Regions from separate parts of the Mus musculus genome. Here regions 1, 2, 3 and 5 are each linked to region 4. A link is a loop called in an ENCODE intact Hi-C map of the cell type or tissue named here. Cell type or tissue: heart. All regions are shown on one strand. Links, peaks and the distances in the headings refer to the core of each region. The heading gives the core; the rest is flanking DNA. Region 1 overlaps Msi2 (musashi RNA-binding protein 2). Region 2 overlaps Msi2 (musashi RNA-binding protein 2). Region 3 has its middle 28 kb from the start of 4930556N13Rik. Region 4 holds the start of Ccdc182 (coiled-coil domain containing 182). Region 5 has its middle 12 kb from the start of Mrps23.

The links. Hi-C counts contacts between places; a loop is a spot of excess contacts. Peaks named below come from ENCODE experiments on the same cell type or tissue, not always from the same donor. Only the 100,000 strongest peaks of a DNase experiment are listed, where the experiment ranks them.
Region 1: it touches region 4 in a loop (2.4-fold over the local background); 3 of 42 quality-filtered maps call a loop at or near these places.
Region 2: it touches region 4 in a loop (4-fold over the local background); 13 of 42 quality-filtered maps call a loop at or near these places.
Region 3: it touches region 4 in a loop (6-fold over the local background); 19 of 42 quality-filtered maps call a loop at or near these places.
Region 5: it touches region 4 in a loop (5-fold over the local background); 3 of 42 quality-filtered maps call a loop at or near these places.

The regions. Positions count from the first base shown.
Region 1 is chr11:88,549,965-88,556,097 of GRCm38, reverse strand. All of the region lies in intron 6 of Msi2 (musashi RNA-binding protein 2), which reads left to right. Among named protein-coding and RNA genes, the nearest start is that of 0610039H22Rik, 66 kb to the left of the region's middle. In heart, for the core only: a CTCF peak has its summit at 2,877 (motif pointing left); DNase peaks (open chromatin) are centred at 627, 2,897, 4,917, 5,427 and 1 weaker place; H3K4me3 peaks cover 447 bases; H3K27ac peaks cover 5,000 bases.
Region 2 is chr11:88,409,779-88,415,911 of GRCm38, reverse strand. Msi2 (musashi RNA-binding protein 2) reads left to right here. Exons shown (of 14, transcript NM_054043.3): 8 at 1,922-2,004. Among named protein-coding and RNA genes, the nearest start is that of Mir378b, 60 kb to the right of the region's middle. In heart, for the core only: a CTCF peak has its summit at 3,271 (motif pointing right); a DNase peak (open chromatin) is centred at 3,281; H3K27ac peaks cover 2,760 bases.
Region 3 is chr11:88,820,642-88,826,774 of GRCm38, reverse strand. No RefSeq gene overlaps it. Among named protein-coding and RNA genes, the nearest start is that of 4930556N13Rik, 28 kb to the left of the region's middle. In heart, for the core only: a CTCF peak has its summit at 3,528 (motif pointing right); DNase peaks (open chromatin) are centred at 3,574 and 5,471; H3K4me3 peaks cover 1,024 bases; H3K27ac peaks cover 1,613 bases.
Region 4 is chr11:88,288,666-88,294,798 of GRCm38, reverse strand. It overlaps Ccdc182 (coiled-coil domain containing 182), which reads right to left and starts at 756. Exons shown (of 1, transcript NM_028859.1): 1 at 1-756. The coding sequence starts at 703. The coding sequence ends at 245. In heart, for the core only: a CTCF peak has its summit at 2,935 (motif pointing left); no DNase peak of the experiment used is centred there; H3K4me3 peaks cover 421 bases; H3K27ac peaks cover 1,547 bases.
Region 5 is chr11:88,213,137-88,219,269 of GRCm38, reverse strand. No RefSeq gene overlaps it. Among named protein-coding and RNA genes, the nearest start is that of Mrps23, 12 kb to the right of the region's middle. In heart, for the core only: no CTCF peak of the experiment used is centred there; DNase peaks (open chromatin) are centred at 2,769, 3,589 and 3,939; H3K4me3 peaks cover 642 bases; H3K27ac peaks cover 2,364 bases.

The DNA.
Region 1 (6,133 bases), core at 464-5,463, 260 kb before region 4:
CAGGCCTTTGGGTCTTCTAGGTGAATGATCTACCACTGAGCTGCAGTCCCTTTCCAGTCTGCTTTATGAGATGGGGTTGTCAGGGCTGTCCTTAAACAAGCTCTGTAGTCCAGACAGCCTTGCCTCAGTCTCTTGAGTAGCCGATTTCTGAGTCTGTATCACTAGGACCTGACTTAATACATGTTCACCCTGCTGTGGAAAGGAAGGTCTGGCCTTTACAGGGCCTAATCTAGAGGGGAAAACTGACAGACCAGCACTACACAGATATGAATCCACTTGTAATTACAGATTGCCGTAGGTGCTGTGGACAGAAAGCACAGGGGCCTCTCTGGGGGAGGCTCGTCCTCTGTAGTCTCTGCCTTCCGTACATTTTCCCAAGTCATGGGTTGGAACCAGTCCCCTGTCCCCTGAGACAAGCCAGGCATCCCTCTGCATAGTGAAAGGGACAAGGAAAAGGAAGGTAGTGAGGACCATAAATTTTCAGTTCCCCACTGGGCCACCTGTCCCAAACAGCAGGGGTCCCATAAGCAACCCTCTGGGGATTCAGTAACGGGTGCCTGCCATTTCTCAGAAGGAGCTGGCCACAGAGATAAGACCACATTGACAAGGGGGGCATAAATTGTTACCTGTGCCCTTGGGGTACCCCCCTTCCTCCATACCCCCTCCTTCCCAAGCTGTGGGGTTGGATTTAGCAACAGGCTTTTGGTTGGCGGGATGGAGAGAGAGCTGACTTTCTGGTGGCTGGGTATAATCACTGAGATGCAGAGTGCTGATAGCGGGAATCAATTTAATTTCTGTTGCTCGGTGACGAAGAGAGGGGGAGGGGCAGGAAGGTCAGGGCTATTTTGAAAGCCACTGTTCAGTTAAGGAAACGGAATATTCCCTCTAAGAAATTTTCAAAATTATGATCTTTCCTGGGTAGAAAAGTTGGAAGTGGGTTGAGGTTGAGGGCTTTCGTCAGAAGAGCAGGGAGGATAGCTGGAACAGGGGGCATAGCCTGGAACACCCCCACACTGTGTTAGGAGGAAACCAGGGCCCTGAGCACGAAGCTCACTGGTCAAGAGGGAGTTAATTGCCTTTTGTATCTGTCCCAGGTCTCAGTGAAGATGTGGACACCTTCCTTAAGTGTCTGATTCCTGAGATGTGTAGAGGTATTTGTTCGGGCTTTGTGCTTTGTGGGGTCTCTCAGGTGGATGGAAAGCTGAGTGGGACTTGGTGGGTCTGGGTGAAGATTAGTTTTCCCTGAGACTGTGACATTTCTGTGGGATTGCCTGACTGGGGGGCATTGCAGAATCACCTTTTTGGCTGATGATAGAAACTGGATTTTTCTCTCTTTCTCCTTCTCCTCCTCCTCCTCCTCCTCCTCTCTCTCTTGATGGGGGGAAGGAGTTTTGAAGGCAGGCCAATCCCAGCCTTATCTGGAAGTAACGTTCGCTATCATGGGCAAGATGGATGTTGAAGATTTTTCTGAGGTGCAGGACAGGATCTTTGGCTTGAAGGGACTTGCAGACCAGAGGATTTAGGGTCATTTCCTGGCCAGTCATTAAGTTCTGTGATAGCCCCATGTCTATACAAGAACCAGAGCGAGGAGTTGCAATGATAAAGAACTAGAGACTTATAACCCAGTGTGGAAAGGGTCTGCCCGAATTCAAATGCTGCTTACAAGGTATCAATGGACGAAGAAAGCTTGCGCCTCTCTCCCGCCCGCAGTCTGGAAGTACTTTATAATCTTGTGCCTGGGATATTTGAGTTATGGGCCGAGCAGTTCAGAATCAGCAAGGCTTCCTGGCTGAGGCATTATGGACTGGACAAGTGATCCTTAATGCTGATCTCCTCAAAATCAGGGCGTTATTTTGACCTTGAATTACTGTTGACCATTTTTGACCCGGAAGGCATCATAGCCATTTTGAGATGTGGCTACCGGATGGGGAGGCAGGGCATTCAGAGATGAGCCAGACGGGCGATGACAGTCATCTGTGTGCAAACAATGGGTTAAAGGAACAAAGAAAGGGTCACCCTTCTAGGCCCAGCTTGGGATGGAAAGCCACAGACCTCGCCCCACCCCCCTTATTTAATAAATGTTTTGAGACAGGGTCTCATGTAGCCTCTAGTCTGGCCTAAAATTTACTATGTATCTGAAAATGGCCTTAAATGGGACCCTCTTGTCTCTGCCTCCCAAATGCTGGGATTACAGGTACCAAGTGCGCTGCCAGACTGGGCTTCGTTTCTTCTTCAACACTACAGTGTTTGCTATCTCATGATTAAAGACTTCTATGACCCTTGTATCTGTCAACTCAACATCGGCCAGCTATTCCTTATCAGCTAGGCCTACCCTGGGTTTGATCAGCACCTTTGGTCTGGCTGAGTCAGAGCTAAGCTTTCAGTCTAGCATGTAGCTAAAAGAGGCCAAGAGAAGGTAGGAGACCTACACGACTGCCAAAGGGCAGAGAGGCCTCTTTGCCCTGGAGCTTGTCTTCTAAAAAGTGAGCATGCCTGTTTATAATTTGTCAGACTTCTCCAGTTCTTAAGTGAGCAGCAGCCTCTGCAGGCTCACATAACCGGAAACTGAGGCCAGTGTCTGCTCACTGCTGTGCCCCATGGCTGTGTCCACATGTGATCCTGAGTGAGAAGGGTGGGCAGACAGGTTTTGTTCTGGGTCTCTCGTTATCCTGGAGAGCCTCGCTACACTGTCTGTGCCTGGTGAGTTGACACCTGAAATACAGAGCCGAAGAGACATTTTAGGGACCGGACCTGAGGAGACAGAAGCCCAGAAGGCAAAAGGCTCAAAAACTGGCCTCCAGTCTTTTTCCTGAGGCTAAGAGACGGAGCTCTGGGATCTCTTTCCTGTCAACACTGCCCCCTGCTGCTGCCCCATCACAGCAGGCACCTGGCCACACTGGAGAGAATGTTTTCAGGCTGAGCAGCGCGGCCTTCTGTGGGAGGCAGTGACGCTGGTAACCCATGGATGTGAGCACAGCCTTTATGTTTTGTTTCCATTGACGGGGATGGGTTTTCAGAACCACCCACTCCCTCGCCTGGGCTGATGACTTGCAGGGACAAGATGGCTGAGCAGGGAGATGCAGGGAGTATGCTCCTCCCTCCAAGGCCAATTTGGTGTTAATTTTTGGCCCTAAGTGGCAGTGGCCTGAGTCTGAACATCCCAGTTTGCCTCTCTAGGAGTGAGAAATGGAGTGTGTTCTGTATGCTGCTGTGCATCTTGCAGTCTGAGATCTGCTGGCTTGGGCTGCAGAGATGATGAGGCCAGGGTGTTTGTTTTGTTTTGTTTTAATTAATTAAATTTTATTTTATATGCATTGTTGTGAGGGTATCAGATCCCCTGGAACTGGAGTTACAGACAGTTGTGAGCTGCCATGTAGGTACTGGGAATTGAACTTCCAGTCCTCTGGAAGAGTGCTCTTAACCAATGAGCCATCACTCTGGCCCGTGCTCCCCCCGCCCCCGGGCCAGGGATTTTTAGAGAACTAAACACTAAAGTACCAGTACAGAGAAAGGCTTCTGCCGTGACTAAGAACAGCATTTGAACCTCGGCTTTAGAGCTTTACAGTTGTTTGGACCTCTGAACTCTTGGAGCCTACTTGAGGAGAAGGAGACCCTGGGGAGAACAAGCTCTTCTGTGATAAGTGTGCCGCTTTCCCTTCTCTCAGCCTGCCTGCCTTCCTACCTCCCTGCTGTCATGGTGGTTAATTGGGACATAAGGAGTACCCAGCCTGTGGCCTGGCACACAGTGGGTATACAGGCAGCAGTAATAGTCACGGTGTTTTTCACCACTTTCTTGGCAAATACCTTACATGCAGGGGTTTCTTTTGTTGTAATTTCACTCTGGTCGCTTCAGGAGGAGACCCTCTTCCTCCAGCGCTTCCTCTTGTCCATGCCTTCAGGCATAAAAGTTGGGTTCCACTTTACATTATGGTCTTATACATCAGTACAGCCGATTTTGATAAACCCTCAAAGGATGTTGACCTTCTTGGTTTTCAGGCATGAGTGGCTTCACTCCCTTAAGGAGGAATTGCCGTGAAATGTAACCGCTTGAAGGGGATGGTGCATGCGCGTTTGCTTTTCATAAGTAGCATGGCGTTCACTGGCTTCCATACTGACTAGTCAGCCAGCCTCGCCACCTATCCTCCTGAGAAGGAATGGATGTTTTGTTCAGTGTGTCCCCTCTCCTGGGAAACAGCTACAACCCTGCATTCTATTGTCCAAGATGAGGTGGGTGAAGTCTGAGGGAGGATGTTGAAGAGACCCTGGAAAGGCCCCTCAGGGTGGAGTGGAAATGAGGAAGGCACTGGCCTGTGGCCATGTAGTCCTTCCTTTCTTCCTGATCTTCCTGACAGGTGTGTAGAATGGCATCTCCTGCTGGCATTTCTGGGGGCCTTAGGATATCTCTGGCAGACAGGGCTGGAAATTTGATGCTGTGAGACAGGAGGAGAGGACCTGAGAATGCTTATTTAAAAAACAAAACAAAACAAAAAACCCTGCCCTAATCCAAACCCAAGGGCTGAGGAAAGGCTACTAGCTGTGATGTACACTCTTTCAGGCCAGCCTGGAAGGTGTTAGGAGTCACCTGGATAACTCTTAGACAGCCTTGGGGGGAAACATGAAGGTTCGGGTACTTTGGGTCTTGCTCCTTGTTAGAAAGTTAGAAGGTTCAAAGCTGGGGCTTGAGGGAGTGGGTTGGAAGGGGCTTGTGGCTTTGTGTGAGTTTTTTCTGGCCTCAGCTGTACTGTAGGTAAGGAGGGAGCACATGTGGAGCCCCTTGGGTGTCTCAGCCTCCTGCTTCTCCTGGCCCTTTTTTTTCTCTCCACCCACTCCCTGGTTTGGCAGAGGCTTGCAGAGAGCTCCACAGGGGCCATGTGTTCTGGGGCAGCAGCTGTCGGTGCTGACTAATGAGACTTCCTGGTGGCTTCAGTGGCACACGTGGCTGCAGCAGGAACTGCTGCTTCTCATGTGCCAGCCTGTGCTCCAGCTACTCAAGAGGGGTTCCGGATGCTGCTGCTGCTGCTGCTGCTGCTGCTGCTGCTGCTGCTGCTGCTGCTGCTGCTGCTAAGTCCTGGTCAGAGGCTACTAGTAGGGAAAGCTCACAGGACATCTCTGTGCAGCTGGGAGTGTTCGGTCCCTGGGAAGGATACCTAAAGACAATGGAAAAGTTGGCCTATCTGAACTAGCCAGTTCTACCCCTGTAAGGCAGGCCTGCCACAGCTTCAGGCTTCCTGAGGCTGCAGGCTAGACACAATTACTCTGTAGCCATGTGTCCTTGGTAAAATGTGCCCCCTCTGTGAACTCCACTTTCCTCAGAGGTAGATGAGATAACTGTCCTTCCTACCACACAGGGCTTGTTGAAAGGGCCCGATGAGGCCCTGGAGTGGTATATCTGGCCCTGATTCACCTCATCTGTGGGGCAGGAAGCCCTTCCTTCACCCTAGTGCTGAGTCTTCAAAACAAAAGGCAGGTGGGGTTCTTGGTCCAATAGCCAGTGTCTGGGCCTGTTAGGGAGAGCCTCTGATGGCTGTTTTCTCCAGGATGCAGTGTCCCAGAAAGGTTTATCAGCTAAACCTGCCTGGCTCCAGAGAAGCCAACACAGACTTCCTGGTAAACAGCCCCTGGTCACAAATGCCTTTGTGCAAGTTTTTGAAGAAGATCCCCAAAGCCTGTTTCGGGTCACCAGACCACGTGTGTGTCTGGAGATGAACTGTGTGAGGGGAGATGCTTGCTCCTGAAATGAGACATTTTGTTCAGTACCTAGGAGCCTTTCATGTGACATTGAAATCAGGTGCTGAGCCACCCAGATGCCAGAGGGTTTGAAGTTGAAAGTTGACTCTGCCCCCTGTGGCGACAAGGCTCTGTCAGCCTGAATTCCAATTTTCTGAGGGTTTTGTCTACTGCCAACTCAGCTGTGCTTGCTTTCTCAGCACCTTTGGGTCTGTTTCTGTTGTGTTGTCGGGTTTTGTTTTTGTTTGCGTGTGTTTTGGTAGTTAGGGGAGGGATGGGCTACTGACAGGGCAAGGGGGCATTTAACCATTTATTCTTTTTAGTAGGTTTAATTGTATGAAGATTATAATGCATACAAACGCCTGTAATTAGGGGAGTTGGTTCTGTAAGACAGTGTTTTAGTGAA
Region 2 (6,133 bases), core at 721-5,720, 120 kb before region 4:
GGGTCTCACTCACTTACTTGCTGAGGACCCAACTTTTACTGAGAGGTGAAAACTTACCAGTTCGAGCCCCTATGCAGACAATTGTGTCCTCTCTAGAGCCTGCCAGACACCTGCCTCATATGTCTGTGATGTATTAGGCTCTGTGTACTGGGGAGACCAGCAGCTCAGAATTCCACACATGGTAACAAATGAAGCAACCTGATGATCACGATTGCATTTGTGTGGTGGACCTGAGTCCTCTGTTTTACTGTAGGATGTTGGAGAACAGGGAGTGACCTTCATTTTCCTAAAGAATCTTCTAGAACCTGCTCTGGAAACTCAAGTGTCAGCTCTGTATGTCGGTGCCGTTTCCCTGCTAGCCCTCGGAAAGTGAGCTGGAAAGGACCTGAGAGAGTCTCTTTTTACCTTGGGTGGCTGAGCCCTAAAACAGATGCAGAAACTGAGAAAGGCTACATCTGTCTCTTATCTGATTGATAGGAAACACTGATAATCATATTGCAAAAAGAGCCAGTCGGATATTATCTTACTATGCTTTGGATTTGGCCTATTCATGTCTTTGGGGCAAAGAGTGTCTTGTTTGGGGCTGCTGTCAGAAATTGTCATAACTTGTGAACAAGAAGTCTCTTAGAGTTTTGGAAGCAAGATATCAGAGTCAGGGTGCCAGCATCTTTGGTCCTAGGAAGGTCCCTTTACAGGGTTGCAGAAAGACACCTTATTGTAGCCTGACTGGGCAGGAGAGGGGAACAAAGCAAAGGTTTCATCCTCACTTTCCAAACTTCACCTCCCAAAGCAACATGCAACACACACACACACACACACACACACACACACACACACACACACACACACACACACACACACACCCCAGTCCATAGCAGAGCCCTGGGAGTTTTGATCTGGGGGACCTGGCATTTGCTTATACTACCTTCACTTCCAAGTGCAAAGCATGAGGTCCAGAAAACAGAAGGAGGTCCCCAGGTCATGCCCAGACAAGACTATAACCAGGCCCCTGCGTTATCAGCATCTCTCTCCATCTCTACCCAGGTCCCCTTGCATATTAGCGCCAACGTGACAGCCAAGCTCAATGCAAAGTGGTAGAGCCACCATGTGTGGGCCCACGTGGTACCCTGGTGCTTACTGAGCATCCTCACAGATGGGTACTCATACTGGAAACGCTGTTGGGGACGGAAAGAGAAGAAAGGAGGGGGCAGGAGGGTGGAGAGAGGCATGCAGGATGCTGATCGGCGGTCAGCCTGCCAAAATTCTTTAGTGCAGCTTGTCTACTAAAGCCAGTCTCCAGCCGAGCAAATACAGTGGATAGCTGACAGGCTGACAGCAGGCATCAGACAGTCTTAAACTGCCCCAAATCCACAGCATGTTTGAAGCGGCAGAAGCAAAGAGATGCCCGCACAGAACAGAGGCCTGCAACTTTTAATAGTTCCTTCCAGGCCTCAGGATGTCCTGATGAGGTATTAGAGGAAGTCATTCAGGAAGAAAAGGACCAATAACTGCCTCCGCGTGGAGGCCGACCCGAGGGCTAGCCATCGAAGCTCACAGAAAGGGCCAGTGCGGCCCCGCAGTGATCCAAGAGGCTCTCTGCAGCCCACGAGCCTGCCTCCACACAGAGCCAGCAGGCTCTGACCCTTGTAAATAACAGACAAGTAAATTTCTTGTTTGCTTCTGGGCAAATGTAAGCCACAGGGGGCCTGCTGCATGTGGGTGGACTCCTGACTGGTGCCTGCTGTTGGAAGGGTGTTGAGTGTAAACTGGAATCACTGCCTAGACCACAACATCCCCATTCCCCCTCCCACTCACCAACCCCCGCGCCCCCGCCTGTTTGGAAGCTGTCCTGACTGCAGGCCACCCTGCCTACCCTGCAGGAACCAAACTCATTCCTCCTCTTCGTTTCTCCTTCCTTTAGGGTTTGGCTTTGTCACCTTTGAGAATGAAGACGTTGTGGAGAAAGTCTGTGAGATTCATTTCCATGAAATCAATAATAAAATGGTAAGTCTGGAGGGGTTGTCCAGCAGGGGACAGTGGGATTGAGTCACTACAGCGTGCACATTGTGCATGCAATAGATAGAGAGGTACGTGGACCAGGCTTTCAAAGTCCAGAGATAGGCAGATCTTTGTGAGTTGTAGGCCAACTTGGTCTGCATAGTGAGTTCCAGGACAATCAAAGCTAGGTAGAGAGACCCTATTTCAAGAAACCAAAGTCAAAAATAGGCTGGGGAGATAGCTCACACTCAAGTGTTTGTTTGCAAGTCTGAGAACATGTTTGATCTTCAGACGCCCTTTAAAACACATGGGGTGTGGTAGTGTGCTCTTATAACCCCAGCATTGGAGGGGTGGATGGGCATAGGCTGATGCCTGGGGCTGACTGCCAGCCAGCCTACCCTAGTTACTGACTTCCAGGGCAGTGAGACTCTTGGGTAGAGGGACCAGGTGGTACATCTGAGGACGAACACCAGAGGTCATCTTCTGGCTTGCACACATGTGCACCCTCCACACATAGACTTACACGGTACCATCTGCACACACATACACAAAACTAAAATGAATTAATAAAAATCTAAATAGGAAGTATTCGGGCCTGTCTCAAAAGTTAAAAGAAAAAACTGACCAGTGTTTAAAGCTGTTCATCTGGCCGTTACAACCGCGCTGGGTTGTAAACACATCCGTAGGCCGTACTTATGTGAATTTCATACAAGCAGATCATAGTCCCCTCTCTCCTTTCCTCCAACACAGAATCCAACTTGCAGGGCATGCACTCCATATTTTGCTACACATCTCGCTCTCTTATATTTCAACCATTTAATAACATAAAAGAGCATTTTCAAATCTTAGGCCTTACAAAAAACAGACAAAAGGCTAGCATGCTAGATCTGATCCTCAGTGGATTTTACAGCTTCCTAATTCCAGCTCCCTCCCCTCCCCTCCCCTCCGCTCCCCTCCCCTCCCCTCCTCTCCTCTCCCCTCTCCTCTCAGATAGGGTCTCACTGTGTACTGTAGTTGTGGTTGGCTTCAGACTCACAGAGATGCGTCTGTCTCTGTCTCCACTAGGATTGAAGGTGTGCGCCACCACATGCATCCTCCTGCCGTGCTTTTGATGGAAGGCCCTTGAGGGGCAGATCTTAGATAGGAGATTTGACAAACTGCTTTTCTTTCTGCCCTCATAATCTGCTGCCTCCTTCCCTTTCATGGCTGCTCCTCCTGGTGGAATAAGAAGTCTCAGGAGGAGGGGAGGCTCCACTCTGTAGAGACCAGGAGACTGCCCACAGAAGTGGCCACTAGAGGGTGCCATGCCCTGTGTGGTGTCTGCCTGCTCTCTTTCCCATCCCACCGTCCTCTCAAGTTACTTGAATAGGGGGTGACAAACCCTTTCTTTGTTGGTTTGAGAGAGAGAGACAGAGAGAGAGACAGACAGAGAGAGAGAGAGAGAGACAGAGACAGAGACAGAGACAGAGAGAGAAGGAGAGAGAAAGAGAGACAGAGAGAGAGAGAGAGAGAGAGAGAGAGAGAGAGAGAGAGAGAGAGAGAGAGAGAGAGAGAGAGAGAAGAGAGAGCTGGAGCAAGCTCAGTAGGTGTTTCAGGATCCTCTGAAGGCCCCCCAGAGCACACACATTTTGGTTGGCCAGCAAAGCCTCCATCCCAGAGAAAAGAGGTTGGGAGGTCAAATTTGGGCTTCGATCGCAGCTGTGACTTTGATATTTTCTCCCCTTTGTCAAAACATTCCTTGCTTGGGAAACATGCATTCAGATATGCATTGTATATTGGTCTGATATGTGTTCACCAACTTTAGATTCAATAATAGAGCTTTTAGTGTGGATAAGATCAAAGCAATCTGCTTAGCATGTGGTGCTGCAGGCTTGATTCAATATTTGACTTGCTAATTTTTTCCCAGGGCACTAAAATAATATTGTTCATATTGTTCCTAGCCATCATATGCATCCGAAATGAAAATAGTCTTTCTTTGCATAGTGTATGTTGGAGGCATCTGCATAGGCATTAAAGTAGTTTGAGGGAGACAGATGATGATCAACACAGGTTCCTTTGTGGACTTTGTCCTCCAAATGCTATTGCCTTCCAGTCGGCACCTCCTTTCCCACCTTAGGTTGCTGCTGGCTGTTTTCTAAACTAAAGAGGTAGAGAACCTGCACCTGTGTACTGATGCCTTGTTTAGCCTCTCGGAGCTTGCTGTTGACAGGCTCCGAGAAGAAAGGTTGTTGGACCCCAGGGAGTGGAAGAGGCAGCAAAGGATGCAGGCGGGTACCATTTCTGCATTCCTTCTCGTCAGGAAGGGCACAGTGCAGGCAAGAGATGAGTCCTGGTGTGACAGTGCGCAGATTTTGAAATAAGCCTATGATATGGGGTGGGAAAGGCTTTGTCATCCTCCATCTCAGAAGAGGAACTAGGTCCTAGGATTAGCCCCAGGGCTACCCATTGTGAAGGAGCAGGGTTTTGAGCTTCCTGGCTGCTCAGTGAGCTGTTTCAAACCCTTGTCTGAGTTTGGGATGAAAGAGTAAGTAAGCCCAGCTGGGCAATGGTGGCACACGCCTTTAAATCCCAGCACTTGGGAGGCAGAGGCAGGCGGATTTCTGAGTTCGAGGCCAGCCCGGTCTACAGAGTGAGTTCCAGGACAGCCAAGACTACACAGAGAAACCCTGTCTTGAAAAAAAGAAAGAAAGAAAGGAAGGAAGGAAGGAAGGAAGGAAGGAAGGAAGGAAGGAAGGAAGGAAGGAAGAAAGAAAGAAAGAAAGAAAGAAAGAAAGAAAGAAAGAAAGAAAGAAAGAAAGAAAGAAAGAAAGAGAGAGAGATAAAGAGTAACCCCCCTCCCCCAGGTGACCAGAGGAGTGGAATAAGGTCATGTTGGACGAAAGAGAGATGCTGTCTAGGAGCCAGAGATGCTGCCAGCCATTCCCTAGGCCTCTCCCATGTCTCAGTGCCACTGTTTATGCAGGTGGTGCTGACTCAGTGGCTAAAATTCCTATTTTCCTTTCATCTGGGACTGTGCTTGTTCTGTAAGCAATAAGCAAAATCGGAAGCAGACAGAGATGGGAAAGGCATGAGGACAGAAGACAGAAGAGTTCAGGTACAGACTTTGAGGTGTCCATGGAAGTTTTTAGCCTAGATCTGCCCAGAGGAGAAATCAGAGGTTTTGGGGAGCAGGGGCAGAGGGAGGTCACTGAACCCCAACAAACGGAGCTAAGACTGCCACTTCCCTGGTTGTTGCTGGCATGGGCACAGGGCATCACAGTGTTTGCCTCATGGCAGAGGTGTCATGATCTTGAAAGCCCTGCCTTCAGACTGCTCTGAAGAAAGGTATAATTTCAAGGGAGTGGGGGTTTGCAGAGAAGGCTGTAGCCTGAGTTGCTTTTGAATTCACCAAGACAGGAAATGCATTTCAACTGTGCTATGGAGAGAATTTGAATGAGCCACTCAGGAAGACCTCTAAGCCCAGACAGATGCTAAAAGGAACATAGGAGGGTTTGCTCTTCTGGGTTATGAAACTGGAGAGGACAGTCCTCCAACCCTTGCCATGGCCCCGTAGTGGACTTGGGCATCCACTTTCTCACATTCAAAGATCTGATGGCTCTCAGCCATGAATCACAGAGGTGGGACTTGAATCCAGGACCCCTGGCTCAATGGTGTGCACCTGGCATTTATCAGACTTAATTAATAACTGTGGAGTGATTAAAGGAACCAATCACCTGACTCAAAGGCATACATAGCTCCCAAAGCCGTTCCTTCTCTAATTTGGTTAGTGAATCTAGTGAGCTTTTATAAAAGCTCTTCAGTGCCTGGTGATGGTGGCACATGCCTTTAATCCCAGAATTCAGGAGGCAGAGGCAGGTGGTTCTCTGAGTTAGAACCTAGACTACAGAATGAGTTCCAGGGGCCTGGAGAGATGGCTCAGCGGATAAGAGCACCCTCTGCTCTTCCAGAGGTCCTGAGTTCAATTCCCAGCAACCACATGGTGGCTCATGGCCATCCATAATGGAATACCCTCTTCTGGTGTGTCTGAAGACAGCTACAGTGGACTCATATAAATAAAATAAATCTTAGCTTTTAAAAAGAATGAGTTCTAGGACATCAAGGGCTACACAGAAAAATCCTGTCTTGAACACACATA
Region 3 (6,133 bases), core at 669-5,668, 530 kb before region 4:
TCTGAAATCAGCACTCTGGCCCCAGGGCCACCTGTGCGCCATATTCTGCCTGACTGGGTACAAGTCCTTTGCTCTCTGTCCTTTGCTCTCTGTCCCTATAACCCTCGATTTGTAAATAAATAGAAAAACAAGAGGTGGCAAGTGTGAGCATGAGGGCCCAGGTGTGGGTCCTCAGATCCCACAAAAAGCTCAATGTTGTAGCGTGCCGGGGAGGGGAGGAGGAGACAGAAGAGAATCGCCAGAAAGCTCCAGGGGCAGCTAGCCTGGTGCGGCAGTGTGCAAACCTACCCGTCTCGGGGCAGAAGATGAAGACCAACACTTGAAGTTGTTCACGTGTGCTCCTGCTTTTGTGAACGCATACATGAACGTGGCTTTATGTCGTGAAGGCGCACATCATACGATAGCTAGATGTTTTTAAGTGAAGGTGGATTTCAATAGGCTTGCCAGGTTTGATTTGGGGGTAATCTGGCAAACGGGGGCCAACTGAAGATTCCTCTTAAGGAGGTCGACTTGTATCTTTACAAAGAAAATCTCTGAGATCTTGGCTTGCTTGTTTAGAGAAGCAGGCCCAGCTGACATCTGGTGGAGACAGACGGCATTGGAGAAACCCCCGGTGCTCTGGGCAAGGATGGCTGATACTTCCTCCCTGAGCTGGGATGGAGTTCTTGTCTTTCTCCGGGCTTCCTGGCAGGATGACAGGGAAGGCGTTGTGACTGCTCCTGTGGGTTTCTGCACCAAGTGCCTGCATGAGTATGCCAAACCTGCTAAGGGCTACAAAGCTGAGACAGGTCCAGAGCCTTCAGGAAGTACTCTGTGGAAGTGTGCCGATGAGTCTATAACAGATGGCACATGCCTAAGGGGGGGCCTTCCCCACTTTTCTATGGGGTCCTGGAACCTCTTGGGAGGGAGCGACTAGGCTCACAATAGGCTGAACCTGGCCTTGAACCTGTGTCTTCTGGTATCCACGCTCCCTGCTCTCTCTGGGTGCTTGGGAGCCTAAATTCCCGAGTAACTTGGGCCACATAAGCACAAGCCACTGCACCTGGATATTGATCTTCATTTTAATCACTCGGAGTCTGTTCCTTTGTTCATCAAAGGTTGAGGTCCTTCCCAGGGCTTCGATGGTCCACACTGGTTGTGTATTAACACTTAACTTGAAATCGGCCAAATTGAGCAGACTTAACTGGTCTGAGATGAAGTTATTCACTAAGAGATGATTAAACATTATTACCATTTGGGGGCTGGAGAGCTTGTTTAGCCGTAAAGAATGCTGCTCTTTTGGAGGACTAGAGTCAGGTTCTTAGCATCTACGCTGGGCAGCTAACAACTGCCTGTAACCCCAAACTACAGAAGGGTTGATGCTTCTGGCCCCTGTGGCTACTCACATGCACATATACATACAGACACACAGAATAAAAAATCCGTATTTTAAAAGATTAGTATTTGGGGGTGTGCATGTGCTACATACATAGCTCAGTAAAGTTACTGCTTGTACAAGTGTGAGAATCTCGACCTCAGAATCCACATAAAAAAATCAGTGGTTAAGATCATGTGCTCTTGGAGAGGCCCTGGGTTCAGTTCCCAGTGCTCACATCGGGTGGCTCTTAGCCACCTGGAAGTCAGTTCCAGGGGATCTGACGTCTCTGGCCCCGGAGGACACAGCACTCATATGCACTATTACCTTTAGGATATTACCTCCCCATTGTTACCTTTAGATCATAATAAGTGCAAGGGAGTCTGGAGAGTAGAATGTGATGCCTTCTCAAATATGCACATATCCCAGATGACCTTCAAAAGGTGAGCATAGGATGGATCTTGGGTCCCAGAGTTCCCCTGTGCCCTGTTCAGTCTAGTTTAGTTTCCAATATCAGATCTCATGTAGCCTATGCTGCTGGCTTTGAGTTCCCCATGTCAGTGGTGATCTTGGACTTCTGATCTTTCCATCTTCACAAGTGCTCAGAGCACAGCCATTTACCACCATGCCCAGCTACACAGGGCCACGGGCCAAATTTAGGTCTTCTTCCATGGTAGGCAAGTTCTCTACTAACCAAACCACATTCCTGGCTCCTCCTTTGCCACAAAAGTGATCATTTATGTAGATGGGTATTTTATTTTGCCTGCGAGCATAATCTGTGTATCTCGTGCCTGCCTGGTGCTTGAAGAAGTCAGAAGAGGGAGTCAGGACCCCTGGAACTGGGTTCCAGATGCTTGGCAGCTGCCATGTACGTTCTGGGAACTCAAACCTGGACCCCTTGGGAGAACGGCCAGTGATGCTTTGAACCACTGTGGCACCTCTGCAGCCCCGCCCCTTTGATGTTTAACGGGAGGCTAATGAGCATGCATTGTCACGAGTCTGAGTATGGCTCAGATTGTTTCTGTTGGATAGTGCTAGGTAGGGAACAGGGTTCTGAGGTCACCGCCCTGCAGGCTGTCTCACAGTAGAGGCTCAAGCGTTTGCTACAATTTATTTATAATGCTTGCAAGTGGCTGGGCCCAGGCCCACTGAACCAGAGATTCTTAAGAATGGGACTTTGAAACCTACATTTTTTTTTCAATCCTGGGGTGGGGCAAATACAGGCCTTCACGCGTGTTCTATCGCTAGGCTACATCGCCAGCCCTTTTTACATTTTTATTTTGAGACAGTTTTCCAAGCTGGCCTTAAACTCAAGCCATAGTCCAGGTAGCTGAGGCAGGCCTTGAACTTGTGACCCTGTCTTTTCCTTTTTCTCTGAGTTTTAAAATAGAAGAATAACCGTAAACAGCTTTCTTCTTCCCTTCCTTCTCTTCCTTCTCCATCATCCCTCTTTTTTTTTTTTTTTTTTTTTTTTTTTTTTTGAGACAAGGTTTTTCTGTGTATCCTGGAACTTGCTCTGTAGACCAGGCTAGCCTCAAACTCACAGAGGTCCACCTGCCTCTGCTCCCCTGGTGCTGGAATTAAAGTTGTCCGTCAGCACCCCCTGGTTGACTTTGAGCTTTCAACCTTCCCATTTCGATCTCCCAACTGCCAGGCTGGGATTACAGGTGTGACCACTATATCCAGTTCAGGTCATGCTGGAGAGAGAACCTAGGGTTCCGAGTGTGCTCTGATAAGTTCTCCCCAACAGCCACGTCCTCAGGGTTGTCCAGTTACTTCTAAAGTGGTGTGCTTCCCCCTGGGTTGAGACAACATGGAATCCTTGGGTCCTGGTTTGGGGTTAGAGCTAATTATTGTGTGATCTGGGTGATGGCCTGCTGTCTGCCATGTGTGCAGTGTTGTGCCTTAGGTCAGATGTATCTGGGGGACAGTTATCAAAATCAGGGTGTGCAGTTTCGTTTCAAAACACCCAGTTTCCTGTTTCATTTCATCCATATTCGGCAGGGCATAGTTTGTAATGGTCTTATTCAGAGGGTGGAAAGAGAGCATTTAAACAGTAAAAGGCCCACCTTAAGAAGTAGAGTCGTAAAAGAGAATGGTTTTTGAAGTGTTTAAAGGAGTGGAATGAAGTCTTGTGCACTCCACAGGGCAGACTGCTGCTATTGTGGTCTATGTCCACTAGATGGCACCACAGCACAAGCTACTACGGGTATCCCCTCCCTTTGCCTCATCCCAGAAAACAGGTTCTCCAAGCACTTGTCTCAGTATTAAACTTAACAGGAATGCAAATCCCCAGCTCATACCCGAGACTTACTGACCGAGAACCGTGTAGCACTTTGTCCACGTAGTTTAGATGCAGACTTAAGTTTGAGAGCCACTGTCCTAGAATCAACCTTGGGGTAGCTTGGGAAGATACCTGTAGTACGCCAAAAGCGCTTGCTGGGGAGGGAATGAGGAGGTGCGTGGGGGGCGGGGCGGGGTGAGGAGGGGAGGGAGGGTGGAAGACAGTCAATGGTGCAGGTATATTTAGTGCCAAGGAGCTGCTCCAAAATCAGAGAGCTGATATGGACTAGGGGGCAAGACTGGATTTCTCCCAAGTCGGGGAAGTAGAGGAGAGAAAAGAGGGCTCTTCAAAGAGATCCCCTCCCTTAGGGCGCCAGATCATGGGCTAGGAGCTGAATCATAGGCTGAGTTCTCTGCCGGGAGCCCCAGGGCAGCTGTGTCCTCATTGTGGCTGTTCATCTCAGCCTGTTCTGAAATTTCACCAACCTACTACTGTGTTAATGGATTGAAATCTTGCAACCCTCCCAAGACGACCCAGGAAAATGGATGCTAAGAATCAAAAAGAAGCTTGAGACGGGGTGGGAAAATCACTAGTGAATTAAAACCTTATTTTTGTCTTTTCGATCCTATCTGTACCCTCAGGGAAGGCCAGTGCAGAATGAATTCATCTCTCTCTCTCTTTTTTTTTTTTTACACAAAAATTCCTTTTGCAGGTCGCAGCTGAGGCTTCACAGGGGCGACATACCATGCAAATATGTATTTTTTTTTCAGTTATGATGTATACAGTTTTTAGTTTGATTTATTTTTGGTGTCAGAAACAAAATGGAAGTTAGCTCTTTAAAAATGAGTGTGGCTGGCTGAATAAATAAATAATATGCTCTTGGCCAGTACCTGCCAGTACCTCCTTAATTGCCCATTGATTCTTTAATTCTCTGCCTTTCACCATCTACGAAATTAAGAGGCCACAGAGCATGGAGATGTCTTTTGCCAAACAACTAAAAGAATCAGAGGTTTTCGAAGGTCTGGTTCTTCCTGGGGGGCTTTTACCTAGCATTGAGGGGCACAAGTTACCCAAGGATGGAAGCCTGGTGTCCTGCTTGGACCCTTCCCAGGCTTCTGTACCGTCACTTGGCTTTCCAGCCACAAACATGTACTGTGTCCACTCTGGCGGGCCACCAGTGGCAGCAGGGACCCGGTTGTCCCTCCTCGTGGTCTCTGGAGGTTGGGTGGTCTGTCATGGTCTCTCTCCAGCAAACGCTGCCGTTCAGAGTGTTCACACTCCTCCGATAGCCCCAACCACGGGTCCTGGGAGCTGGCTGCCTCCTTTCTGCCAGGGGAGATGTTCCAGGAAGCTCTCCTTTATCCCATTTCTGGAACCACCAACCAATCTCCCCTCCCTCGGAAGTCTCCTGGCATCTATCTAGCCTCCTCTTCTCCCTTTCCTTCCCGTCAAGGCACAGAGGCCTGTGTTCTCATCGCAGGCTGTCTCCTAGGACCCTTCTCCAGGGTGCACTCTTCCTCAGGATGCTACCCTGCAACGCCTTCCTCCAGGGCATGGCTCTGAGCATTCACACCCCTCTGTAAGCTGCTACACCGGGTGGGGTAAGGACAGGTCGTGCCAGCTGCTTCTCTGTAGAAGTCTCTTAAATGGGTCTGCTTCCATGGTCTAGGGTGGGGCCCTCTCTGTTTCTCTGGGTTCATAGGACTCGTCATTTCTTCCACCCTGGAGACACAATGCCAGTTGCCTCTGCCTTTCTCCTATCCTGGAGTCTCCATGAATGCGTACTTGGTTACTGTTGGTGTCCCCATGAGAACGTCTACTCTGGGCTGGGAGCCCAGGCAAGGATACCCCGCCGGGAGCAGGGGGACCTTGCCTTTTGCCTCTGGACCCCTCAGCGGCCCCTCCTCTCTGTTCTCGTGCTCCTCTCTATCTGCATCTTCCTTGAATTAGAATTCTCACTCTTCCACTTATCAAGTCAGCATCGCGCGCCTGCCTGTCTCCGCCACTGTCAACATCCGCGCTCCCAAGTCTCCAGCAGCCTGAGCTCAGGGCCGCCCCTCTCTCTCTGGCAATTACGATTCCTTCCCTGGCTCACGTCGGAAGTCTTTGTTCTTCTCCCTGAACATTCAAGTTAATTTCTACTGACTGTTTATTCAGCCTTTGTACTGGCTGGCTTGCTACTTAGTCAGGAAACGAGGCCCTCCGAGGCAAAAGCACGGGGATGCGTGGGGACTCAGAGCAACAGTTTAGGACAGGAAGTAAGACACTTCAGAGGAGGAGGGCGCTAGACAGGAATTCCCAGGGCCATGGGACCAGGACTGGGATCATGATCTTAGGGAGGGGAGTGGGAAGGGAAGCAGAGGAGGGGAGAGGAGGGGAGGGGACAGGGAAGGAGATCAGGGGAAGGGTGGGGGTGAGGAAGGGAAGCAGGGGAGGGGACAAGAGAGTTAGCCTCAACTCAGGCCCTGCTTTTCATGGTGGTGGGGGCGGGGGGG
Region 4 (6,133 bases), core at 385-5,384:
GTTCGAGGGGATGGTTACAGGTCTGACATAGTGTCTGGGGCCTCCTTCCTTGACGAGGCTGGATAAACGGAACTTCACCCGAAAACCATATTGAGGTCTTTTTTGCCTCTCTGCATGGTGTTATTTTGGTAGCAGGAAAGCAATAAAAATGGGGCAAGGGGAATAAATGGGGACTTAGCGTTTGTCCTTCCATTAAAAAACAATCTTGCCCGCCAGCTCGGGCGCACACTCGGGCGCGGGCCGCTCAGTCCGCCTGGCTCTTCCTGATGGCTCGCAGCGGGTTGTGGCTCCTGACCAACATGTTCTCCAACCGCTGGCAGTGTTCACGAAGCTGCTTCTCCCGGGGCAGGAGGAAGGTGAGGACCTTGTTGCGGACGATGCCTCGGTCCTCCTCCTCCCTCAGCCGCTGCTTCACTCGCGCCGCCTGCTCCTCCTGCTGTGCCAGGACGCCACTCATCTGGCAGAAGGCGTCCTCCAAGTAACGGATGGCCTTCAGTGCCTCCTCCTTGAAGTCCTCCAACTCCCTTTGTACCCCGGCCACCTTCTGCTGTAGGATCTCCAAGTCGGCCGGCAGAGGGAGGTAGGAGGGCCATGACTGAGACAGGGAAAGGTCCCCAGACTGGAGCCCGCTTTCCACCATCTTCTTGCCCTGTAAGGTATTCACCTTCATAAGAATGGACCCTGCCTGAAAGAGGGCTTCCATTATCTCCTTCTGCAGAGAGGAAGCCAAGAAACTGAGTCAGAGATTTGGGAGCTAGAAACACTATCACTTGAAGTCGTTGGACCCATCTCATTGTGACATCACGACCCTTCAGCCAATCAGAAAGAAAACCCCCAGTTCACTATTTTGCATATTGTTGGTAACCTACAGATTTACTGCGCTTCCCAAGTCTCCTGAAATGAGGCTTTTCATTAATCGGTCACCCAGTCAGAACTGGCGTTCAAGCGTTCCTTTAACCCCGAGGGCAAATCTGAGGGAGTGGAGAAAACTGGCTAAGTCAAGGCAAGCCAGGTCAGGTTCACAGGCTGCCAAGACCGAGCAGTCTCCTACCCCATAAGGAGCACAGCTGATTTCACGGCCTGGTGTCTGGGCTTCCTCGGGCTCACCAATAGGACAAAGGCATTCTTAGAAATGATGGTGCAAGATGCTAGAGGAGTAATCCCATCCCATATCCATATTCCCGCAATGGCCAGATGATGCCAGAATGCATAGGTGATCGACTTACTGTGATAAATGTGTGTGCTCTTAAAGGGTGGTTCACAGAAATGCCCGAGGGATAAAAGTGAGCCGTTCATATTCATTCAGTTAAAACTTCCCGGGTGCTTGCCGGATTCTGGAGCTAGGGAATGAGTGTAAGTAATGTTTCCCAACGTTCCTGGATGGTGGCAGATAGGAGTCTGTGGATACGGGTAAATCGTGTGGTTTTGCCTGGTTACTCTAACAGAGGCAAATGTTCCTAGCCACATGTGGCTCAGTCCAAAACTCTGCCTTTGTATATTGCAGTCTCTTGCCCAGACCTCCCACTGGGACTCCAAACATAAACGCCCCCCCCAACAACCGACCTTGAAGCCAATCCATCTAGAGCTAGATAAATTACCTCTTCAAACTGGTTCCTGCTCTCCTATCCTACCAATGACCCTTCCTGGGACAGCAGCCACAGCAGCATCTAGTGCCAAGTTTTAAATGTCTGTCTCCTTCCCACCTCATGTTGAAACTGACATCCTATCAGCGTTGAGAAGTGAGGGGCTTTTGAAGGCAGAGCATATCAGATGGATGGTGTCATCTCTAGAATGGGGTTCATTACCGTAATCATCTCTGCTTGACCCCTTTTCTGTTTCTCTTGCCACCTTTGCCTTTCTTCCACATGGGAAGGCATAGCATGAGAGTCCTCACCAGACACCAGCTCCCTGATTTTAGACTTGCCAGCTTCTGGGATTACAGAATTACAGGGAAACAAATGTTTTTGTTGTTTTGTAGATCTCTCAGCCTCTGATATTTTATTTTGTCACTGTGGAACAGCACAGAGTAAGCTCCCGGGGGTTAAACTAGACTCTGCCACTTCCAAGTGACCTCGAAGGCTGTTGTTAGGTCTCTTATCTCTGAGCAGCCTATCACCCACCTTCCCGCACTGGAGTCCAGGCTTCACCACTTAGAAGCAAGGTCTCACTGGTAGATCACCTTTCCCCCTAGAGACCCTGTTTTCTTCTCTGCATTTCTGAGAGCTGTAGTACACAGGTCCCTGGGAGAGAAAATCTCTCTGATGGGCAGCTGCTGCCGATTTCCATCGTGTAAACACTCCCAGCAAGGTTAGCTTCAAGCTCCCAACTTGCTCTCTCCCAGAAGTGAAGAACCATCCTGAGCCTGGATAAGTCAACTCTAGCACAACAGGGCCCATGATAAGGGCTGCTGCCTTCTCTGAGACATTGACTAGCTAGTGGCCTCAAGTAGTCATCAGAAGGGGGCATATTGCAGGGACAGTTGTAGCTAAATGGAGGTGAAATTCTGAATTGCAAGAAACTCCATTTACTGAGAAGGAATGTTGAATGGAAAAAGTGGTTACTTTTCTAGGAGCCAGGAAAGCTGGAGTCGGGAACTGCTGTGTGGCCCTACATCAGTTGTCTTCCCTTGCTGAGCCGCCCCCCCCAACTGTGACATGAGAGATGGGCCCACGAGGCCTTCCATACCCCTTCCCCCCAATTCTCTTCCTTCTGTCTCTTATAACTGTTACCTGGGTCTACCATCTGCTTAGGCACGGTAAACTCTGGCAAACAGAGATTTTTGAGTCCCTTAACCTGTTTACCCTCAAGTGTCCTGCCTGCTGCCCCACAAACAGTGGTACTCAGAAGAAATGGAATTTCGGTTCATAGGTGGCTCTCAAATGCCAGGCACCCCTAGCTTTTCTGCTGACACATTGACACCTACTGGCCTTCAGAGAAACCGCAGCCTGGGAATTCCACCTAAGAGTGGGTGGGGATGGGGAGCAGAAGGGAGCAGCTTGGGGTCTGTGGGGTATTTAACTAGGGCCTTGTGCCTGTTGGGTTCTCCATCAATAAATATTTCCCAGATTGGTAGAAGAGAGAACGAAATGGTGTGTCTCTTCTGGTCTCCTCCTCTGCTGTCTCTCCCCCGCTTCCGGCCTCTCCCTTCCTGTCTCTCATTTTCTGCCACTTTGTTTCACACAGGGGATGGCAAAAGTCACAGCCATTGCTGTGACACAAAAGTAGGAAGGCCAGCACTGAGAGCATTTTCTCAGTTCCTCTGGTGTTGCTGAATGACGCTCCAGTGTGCTTCCCAGGACCACTGGGAAGATGACGTCATAGTCCCCTTTTTCTAGGAGCCACAGGAAACTGAAAGCTGATGCTGTCACCAAGGCCTAGTGGCCTCCTGAGCCTTCAGGGCCACAAGTCACATTGGATCTGTAAGTTCTGGGTGTTCCCCTGAGCCAGGAAGTCCCACGTCAGGCCTTGCATTCCACCTGCCCTCCCATATCTCTTAGGGATTAGAACTGCTGACCTATGTCTTCCCTTCAAGACGTCAAGAGAAAGGAATTTAGACCTAGTAAAGCATCCACGACCTGGAATTCTATCGTGAGCAGGGTCCTCTGCCCCAGTCTCTTTCAACTTGTCACAGCTTCTCTGCGACTCAACAAGACAGGGAGACATGAGGGACTTTACAGAGACCCAGGCAATCTTACGCCCCTCTGAGAGTCCAGTTCAGTCAGAATGGGTTGAGGCTCTTAGGTGGTCTGCCTTAGAGCAGGGGCTTTCAACCTGTGAATGGCTACTTCTTTGGGGATTGAATGACCCTTTCACAGAGGTCTCCTAAGACCATTGGAAGAAATACATACATTGCAATTCATAAGTGTCACCTCTGTCAATTGTATAAACCCCATTCCCTTGGGAATTAGAGATAACACCCACGCCCATCTTTCCTTGTCACTTCTTTGTGAAGCTACAAAACCCTAAGAAACTGAGAACTCTTTGTGTCCTGTTAAAATGGCATTCCCAGCCCTTCCTTCCTTCCTTCCTTTCTTTCTTTTTTTTTTTTTTTTTTTTTTTTGAGACGGTTTCTCTGTATAGCTCTGGCTGTCCTGGAACTCACTCTGTAGACCAGGCTGGCCTCAAACTCAGAAATCCGCCTGCCTCTGCCTCCTGAGTGCTGGAATTAAAGGCGTGTGCCACCACGCCCGGCTGCCATTTCTAACCTATAGCTGGCTCTAACCCAACCACAGTTGGTTTCCAACCCAAAGTTGGCTTTCACAGCCATACTTCTCTTCCTGGACCACACTCAAGCCAGTTCCCCTGATACACAGGCCTCCCGATATTGGAACCACCAGGGGATTCATACCCAAGCAAAGACAGGCAACCAGCTGTGTCTTCCACAATGAGTGGGTGGTTTTTTTTTTAAGATTTATTTATTTATTTATTTATTTATTTATTTATTTATTTATTTATTATATGTAAGCACACTGTAGCTGTCTTCAGGCATCCCAGAAGAGGGCATCAGATCTCATTACGGATGGTTGTGAGCCACCATGTGGTTGCTGGGATTTGAACTCAGGACCTCTGGAAGAGCAGTCAGTGCTCTTAACCACTGAGCCATCTCTCTAGCCCTGGGTATGTTTTTTTAAAGATTTATTTATTTAATGTATATGAGTACACCATCACTGTCTTCAGACACACCAGAAGAAGACATCAGATTCCATTGCAGATGGTTGTGAGCCACCATGTGGTTGCTGGGAATTGAACTCAGGACCTCTGGAAGAACAGTCAGTGCTTTTAACTGCTGAGTCATCTCTCCAGCCCAAGTGGGTGCATTTTTAAGAGAAGACCTTGCTTAATCATCAGATGAACTATTATGTCAACTTTCAGGCGATGTCTAACGCTCCTTGTCCCCAAGGAAACGAGTGTTGGGAGGAACGGAATCCAGGACAATACGTCAGACTCCCAAAGAGCTTGTGAGTACCTATCTCTAAGTAGAGGGCACAGCTGTGGATTCTAGTCACTTTTTTTCCAGAATCCCCTGGTCCTGTGCCTCCCATGATGGTGATATTAGCTTAAGTGAGGTCACTATATAAACTCCTAGCCAGCCTTCCACCCACCTATCCATTCACCCTCCCATCCATCTATCCACCCATCTGTCTTCCTCTTTACCCATCCACACATACATATACTTGGCACAGCCCATCGCCTGCTTACCCTGTGTTCTCTGAGCTCGGCGATAAGTGCTCAAGAGAAAGAACAAGACATGGAAGGTCCTGTTCAGCGTTCAAACAATAAAGTGGGCAATTGACACATAAGGCCACCGGGCTGGCACCGGCTCCCTGAAGAAAAAAGCGAAGAAAGTTTAGGAAGCCCTTGGACTCAGCAATCTGATGGATTTGTGAGGTGAAGTTTTGGGGTGAGGTGGGAAGGCTGGGTGGGAGCTGGAGACAATGTTCTAGGGGCAGGAACAGACCGGAAGAACCAAAGAAAACCTGGATCTAGCTGTGTGGCTGGAGGCAAGCAGCGGCAGCAGGAGGCAGCACTGAGGGAGAGGGTACAGGACAGCATCAGGGATGCTCTGTGAGCATCAGGGAGGCCTTGTGAGCAAATGCCACCAGGGGCTACTGCGACTCTGGGCGGTTTCCAGCTCTGCAGCTGGTATCCCAGGCTAGGCAATGAGAACAAGACTGGAGTAGGGGTGGGCATGAGGATGAAGACTAAAACTTGGTGCTGTTCACCATGATTAATTAACCCAGTGCCAGAACCCCCAAGGCACGGTGCTAAAAATACCTGCTTCCCTCTGAGACGCGGCAGCTGCCACCCAGCAACTTTCAGCCATGCCATTTGTCATAATTTGACACTGCTAAGGAGTGTCCACGGGGCTGTGTTTCTGTGAGAATCGGACTTGCCCAGAGCTCACCAGCCAGCTGGTACTCAGGACGCACCCATGGCACATGTCTCGAGTGTCTTATTTCCTGTCTCCGAGCCCTGCCCAAGCTGCATCTGGATGTGACTGGCACCTGTCTGCCGCTCGCTTCCTCAGAAGGGAGGAGAGACCTGCCTCCAGAGGTGTGAGCCAAGGCGGCATTCGCCAGTGCATCCTGGGATGCTGTGTTTCACACCGCTGCAACCCTGCACCTCGGATTAC
Region 5 (6,133 bases), core at 483-5,482, 76 kb after region 4:
AGTTTAATAAGTTTAGTCATTGCAAAGGGGTAGCGTGTATGGGCCTGTATTTTATATATTGTATGCTTGAGGGTACTACACCAAAGCTATGCCCAGATGTACTTTAACTGAATGTAACAGCCAAAGCTAACTTGGGAAACCAAGACACCAGATTTACCGAAGCCATGAAAGGAGATCTTTCCCCTTGTTCAGGAGCAGCACTGGGTTTCCTTGAACAGAGCATCCTCGCATGGGTGAAAGAAAAGATGGATCCGTGATGTTTCCTCGGGACACAGAAATAGTCTGCAGAGCAGGAGCACACCCCAGCATCCTGAGATGCTGGCCACAGCTGGGTAGCAACAGAGGAGTGAGCAGCCGCATCTGAGACATCCCCAGAGCCAACGGGTCTTCTGGAGGCAGGCGGGAGGCAGGCTGACCCTGAGGGTGTGAAACAAGCTAACTCCGGTAAGACTCGCCTGTAACTCCTGGCCCTGGTGGCAGTTGACATCCCACTAAGGCCTTGTACTGGCTGTAGATATCCAGGCTGCCAAACTGGATAGGCTGCAAGGCCACTTGCCTCACTCAGCAGAGCTCTGGGAGGCTGGGGTAAAGCATCAGGGGTCTTCTAAGAAGACAGTGAATATTTTAGAGATAACACGGGAGTGATTTGGAGTTTAAACCAAGCACCCTGAGAGGGTTCGGGAAGCCAGCCTTTCCCGTAGAATTCTTGCACCTAGACTGAATGTTCCCACCCATCAGCCCTGGGTGAGTGCTGTTCTGTGTTGGGTCGGGTACCCTCACAGTCTGGGGTAGTTCCTTCTCCTTCCATCTTTATTACTGCAGCTGCAGAAAGCTTGGGCATTCTACAAAGTTGGAATGCAGTCAGCATCTAGTTCCTCTTTGGTACTTGAAAATGACCTGGCATTGATCCTGTCATCTCCGTGGCCAGGATGGGGAGCCACCCATGCCATTTGCTCCTTCCCTTGACACATGCAAGTGCCTGTTAAGTTCCACACTCTGTGTCAGGGCCAGATGTTGCTCAAAGTGGCTAAGTGACGTGCGTGAAGCCATGAGTGTCCAGATACGAGCCCCGATGTTCTGATTGTACAACAGAAGAAAGAGGTCAGAGCCTTCTACCGTCAGCTCTCCTGAGTGTACACAGCAAAAGTAGGAGCAGAATGTTGAGGGCTAACAGAAAACATAAGAAAGCCATCGACACGGATGCAAGCCAGGCACAGCGGTACACGCCTGTAATCCCAGCACTTGGAAGGTGGGAGCAGGAGATACCTTGAACTCAGCTACATAGGGAGTTCAAAGCCAACCTGGCCTGATCTCCTGTTCATCATTCTCTCTCCCTCTCTGTCTTCTCCCTGCCCCATCAGAAGTAACTAAATAAAAACAAGTTTGCTGTTTGTTTGCTTAATGAAGGCTACAACCACTGGGCAAATTCTAGGAGCAGAGAACCTGCTAGTACACTTTTGGTATTCTTCACTTGAAAATGTACATAAGGGGCTGGTGAGATGGCTCAGTGGGTAAGAGCACCCACTGCTCTTCCGAAGGTCCAGAGTTCAAATCCCAGCAACCACGTGGTGACTCACAACCATCTGTAATGAAATCTGATGCCCTCTTCTGGTGTGTCTGAAGACAGCTACAGTGTACTTACATGTAATAAATAAATAAATCTTTTTTTAAAAATGTACATAAAAAAAATGCCGGGCAGTTGTGGCTCACGCCTTTAAATCCCAGAACTCGGGAGGCAGAGGCAGGAAGATTTCTGAGTTCGAGGCCAGCTTCATCTACAGAGTGAGTTCCAGGACAGCCAGGGCTACACAGAGAAACACTGTCTCAAAAAAAACCAAAAAAAAAAAAAAAAGGACATAAATGTTGGGCAGTGGTGCCACACACCTTAATCCCACCACTCAGGAAGCAGTGGCAGGAGAATCTCTATGAGTTCAAGGCCAGCCTGTTCTATAGAGTAAGTTCTAAACAGAGACACCCTGCCTTGAAAAACAAGGGGAAAAAAGTATATTTATTTATTGGTGCATACAGTGCTGGAAAGAGCCAGGGCTATATAGTGAGACCCTTGTCTTTGTGGGGATTTTTTTGGTTTTTAATAACAGAGGTTTTTTTCTGTGTAGTCCTGTCTGTCCTAGAGATCTGCCTGCCTTTGCCTCCCCTAGTGCTGGGATTAAAGTTGTGCACCACCACTGCCTATCTGAGACCCTTGTCTTAAAAATCAAAACACCAAACAAAAGAGGTGGTAACTTTGGAGGCCGAGGATGGAGGGAGCAAGTACTTAGACAAATGGTGAGATTTCACGATGCTTCCTGTCTGCCTTAGTCTAATGTACATTCCCCCACATCGGACCTAGGCACCGAGGGCCTAGTCCTGCCAAGGACTCAGCTGCGGCTACTGGCTCATCCACAACTCGATGAGGCGGAGCTATGGGTGCTTTCTTACAGGCGAGGAAGATGAGGTTCCTGGGTCACTGACTCCCCTCACTGCACAAGATAGCACAGGTAAGACTTTCTGTTCCTCATTGCCTCCCTACCTACATCCTCCCTCCTTCTCCCTCTACATGAAATGTGCAGATGCGTCATTGAGTGAAGAAGGTTAGGAAGCAGTGCTCTGGGCAGAGTCTCCAGGGGTCCAGCAGAGTTAGCTCTCTCCTCTCCGGCTCCTATTATAGTACAAGGCGCTGCACACCCCCTCTCCTATCTATACACATACACCCGCAGGCCTCTGTCATTTGTCCCATGGCCCGTTCCTTCCAATCTCTACTCCATCCCAATAGCACCCCAGGACCTCAGCTTCCTAAATCTCAGTCAGAACGTTATTTCACAAGGACACTTGCCAACCTTGAAAGACAAGGGACCCGGAGGCAAGGAAATAAAATGTTTCTAGTTGAACAGCACGAGAGCGCAGCGCCACCTAGTGGTGCTGCAGCCTACTGCTCCCGGGCAGTGACATTTTCAGACAATCAATATCTCATTATTAACCATAATCACAACCTGATGTTTACTTTTGGAGAAGTGTTCTGGCAAGGGAGGCACATGCACTTTTCTGCGTGATTCCGAGGCCTGCAATCCTAAATGCCACAATGACTATTAAACAGTGTCCTGCAAGTGAGCAAACAGGAGGGAGCCGAGATTGACGGTCTATCTTTTTTCATCTAAGCTGCTCACCAAAAACAAAGCATCCGCTGAAGCCAGTGACCTTTCACTAACTGCTGGAAGGCAAATGCTTGATAAATAATAAATGGACCCCTACTCGTTGTTGCTTGGAACCATCTTTTAATTAAAAGAACTGAGCAGCGAGAAGGTCAGGTGACTGGTGTTTAAGTTAGAGCCCAGGAAAGGCGTCAATCAAGGGGAAAATTAAGCTTGAAATGCAACGTGATTGTCAGCTTAGCAAGTCGACAACAACAACAAAAACTCCCTCTGCAATCTCCCGGTGGAAGGAAGCAATGGTAGTTGATGGTGACATGTTTAGGGGACATGACACTCAACTCTCTGCCTCCTTTACCCTCCCCTAGCAACCAACTCACTGTGTCGGAGCAATAGCCACTTGCCTGGCTCAGCATCTCCACAGAAACCGCTCTGGAGCCAGGCGCATCCAATCAGAGGCCAGTGTGCCACACCGAGGACTACCCTAGGAGCGACGTGGAAATCATTTCCTGTCTTTCCCACAGGAGGGCAACTGCCCTTCCTCCGCCAGCCAAGGTGACTTCCACCAAGTGGCTCACAGAAACAGCCTGACAGCCCACAGCTAACCCCGCAATGAGGCTGGGACCTGACTCATCTCTGAGGCGGACCTCCAGAGCACAGAGCGGGGAAGAGAGAGCTCTCGTTTCCCTACCGCACTCCCACGCTCTGCTCCGGCAGTGGCCTGTGCAGCAGGCCTCCACTCTCGGGGCCACATTGTGTCAGGTGCCCTCTCTTCTAGACAGACTCGGGAAAACTGCCAACCCAGTTCAGCTTCCTGCCAGGCTTGGTCACAGCCAGCTCTGATGAGAATGGAGCAGGCCCAGTGACTCCAAGTGGGTCACATCTGGACCCTCCGGAGCTTTATCATCCCGCTTTAATAACTGTGATTTTTAAAAGACCAGGCTGGCTTAAACCTGCAGCAACCCTCCTGCCTCGGCCTCCTAAGTGATGGGATTACATATATGCAAAGTGAGGTGAGGACAACAGCAGGGGGTCTTTCTCAGGCACCGCCCACTTTTCTTTTGAGACAAGGTCTCTCACAGGCTGGAATTCGCCAAATAAGCTAGGCTGATTGGCCAGCAAGCTCCAGGGATCTGCCCACTTCTGCCTCCCCAGCACTGAGATTACAAGTGTACTACCATGCCCAACTTTAAAAAACAAACAAACAACAAAAAAAACATGGATCATGGAGCTTCAACTCAGGACTTTATTTACGCTTGCAAGTCAAGCCATTTACTGATTTAGCAATCGCCTCAGCTCCTGGCTTGGATTTCTTTTGCTGCCTCAGAGTTAGAGTCAGGGTTAAGGTTAGGGTTAGGGTTCTTCGTCCTATCCATAACTGAGGACACTTCCCTGGCTAAATACCACACCCCGGGTTGTGTCCTGCCGCCACCACTGCCGCCGCTGTCACCACCTCCACCGCTGTCACCACCTCCACCACTGTCACCACTGCCACCACCACCGTTATCTCATTCATTCTCCCAGCTCTACATCTTGTTTCTTTACTAGCGACTTCATCCATTTCTTAAATACCTGGGCCCTAGTCATCCCTGCCACTTGGGCACTGGGTTATAACCCCCACCTGAACAAAATTAAAGCCTTATTCCTTCCCCACTGGCTCTCACTTCACACTACCAGTCTCCTGGACACTCACACTTGAAGCCACAACATGGCTTCCCTGCTCACTCTCCCGCCCAGCAGACTCCTCAGTGCGGCTGCCAAGGCGATCACAATCTGATCCCAGCCTGTCTGTTCAAACACCTTTCCCATCGCTCCTCAAAACGGCGATCCATAGCCAGGAGAAAACCAGGAAGCTGTGTACCCATCATTTCAACTCACTTTACAACAGGAAGCCGCGGCAACTTTTGCACTTACATCGTGGGCTGGTGGCTGTGATGGGCACAAGGTGACACCAGTACAAACGGGGGCATCCAGAAAGACCCAACTTCTCGGGCTTGTCTTCTGCAAAAGTCACTGGAGCCTGGACACCTGCCTTCAGCTTCAGCTCTGCCAGCCCTCAGGAGGGCCCTGCTCCTGAAAAGCTGTTCAATGCTTCAGCGGCTACAAAGTGAAAACGTCTGCCCTTGTTTGTTCTTCATAGGAAAGGAATGCTTGACGCTGAAGGCCACAGGAAGCCTGCTGGGCACAGGCTGTAGACTTGGCACACAAACCACAATGAAGCACCTGAGTTCGGTCCCTATGGGGGGAGGGGTTCATCAGGAAGTTGACACTCAATCTGAATCATAAAGATACCAAGTAGAGCCGTCATTTGATATTTGAAACCATAAAAGCTGAGGAGGGGTCCCATGTAGTGAGAATTTTGGTTTCTTTAAAAACAGAAAGGGGGCTGGAGAGATGGCTCAGTGGTTAAGAACACCTACTGCTCTTCAGAAGGTCCCAAGTTCAAATCTCAGCAATCATATGGCTTACAACCATCTGTAACAAGATCTGACTCCCTCTTCTGGAGTATCTGAAGACAGCTACAGTGCACTTACATATAATAAATATTTTTTTAAAACAAACAGAAATATTATGGGGATATGTTTTTTAAAAAAAGATTTATTTATTATATTCAAGTACACTGTAGCTGTCTTCAGATGCACCAGAAGAGGGCGTCAGATCTCATTATGGATGGTTGTGAGCCACCCTGTGGTTGCTGGGATTTGAACTCAGGACCTTTGGAAGAACAGTCGGTGCTCTTACCCACTGAGCCATCTCTCCAGCCCCGGGAATATGTTTTTATTTTAATCCGAGGTGTGGGATATGGGATGCTTCAGATTTTCCATAGCAGCGGGATGTAATTTGCTTCATGCTCTGGCAAGGGTGTGATTTTGCCAGCTGCAGATAGTTTACATTTGGAATTTTGGGGTCTCTTGAGAGGATATAAATGCAAGAGCTCCAGAGGGGTACAGTGGCTGCTCTCCCCTCCTCCCCACTCCCACCACTGC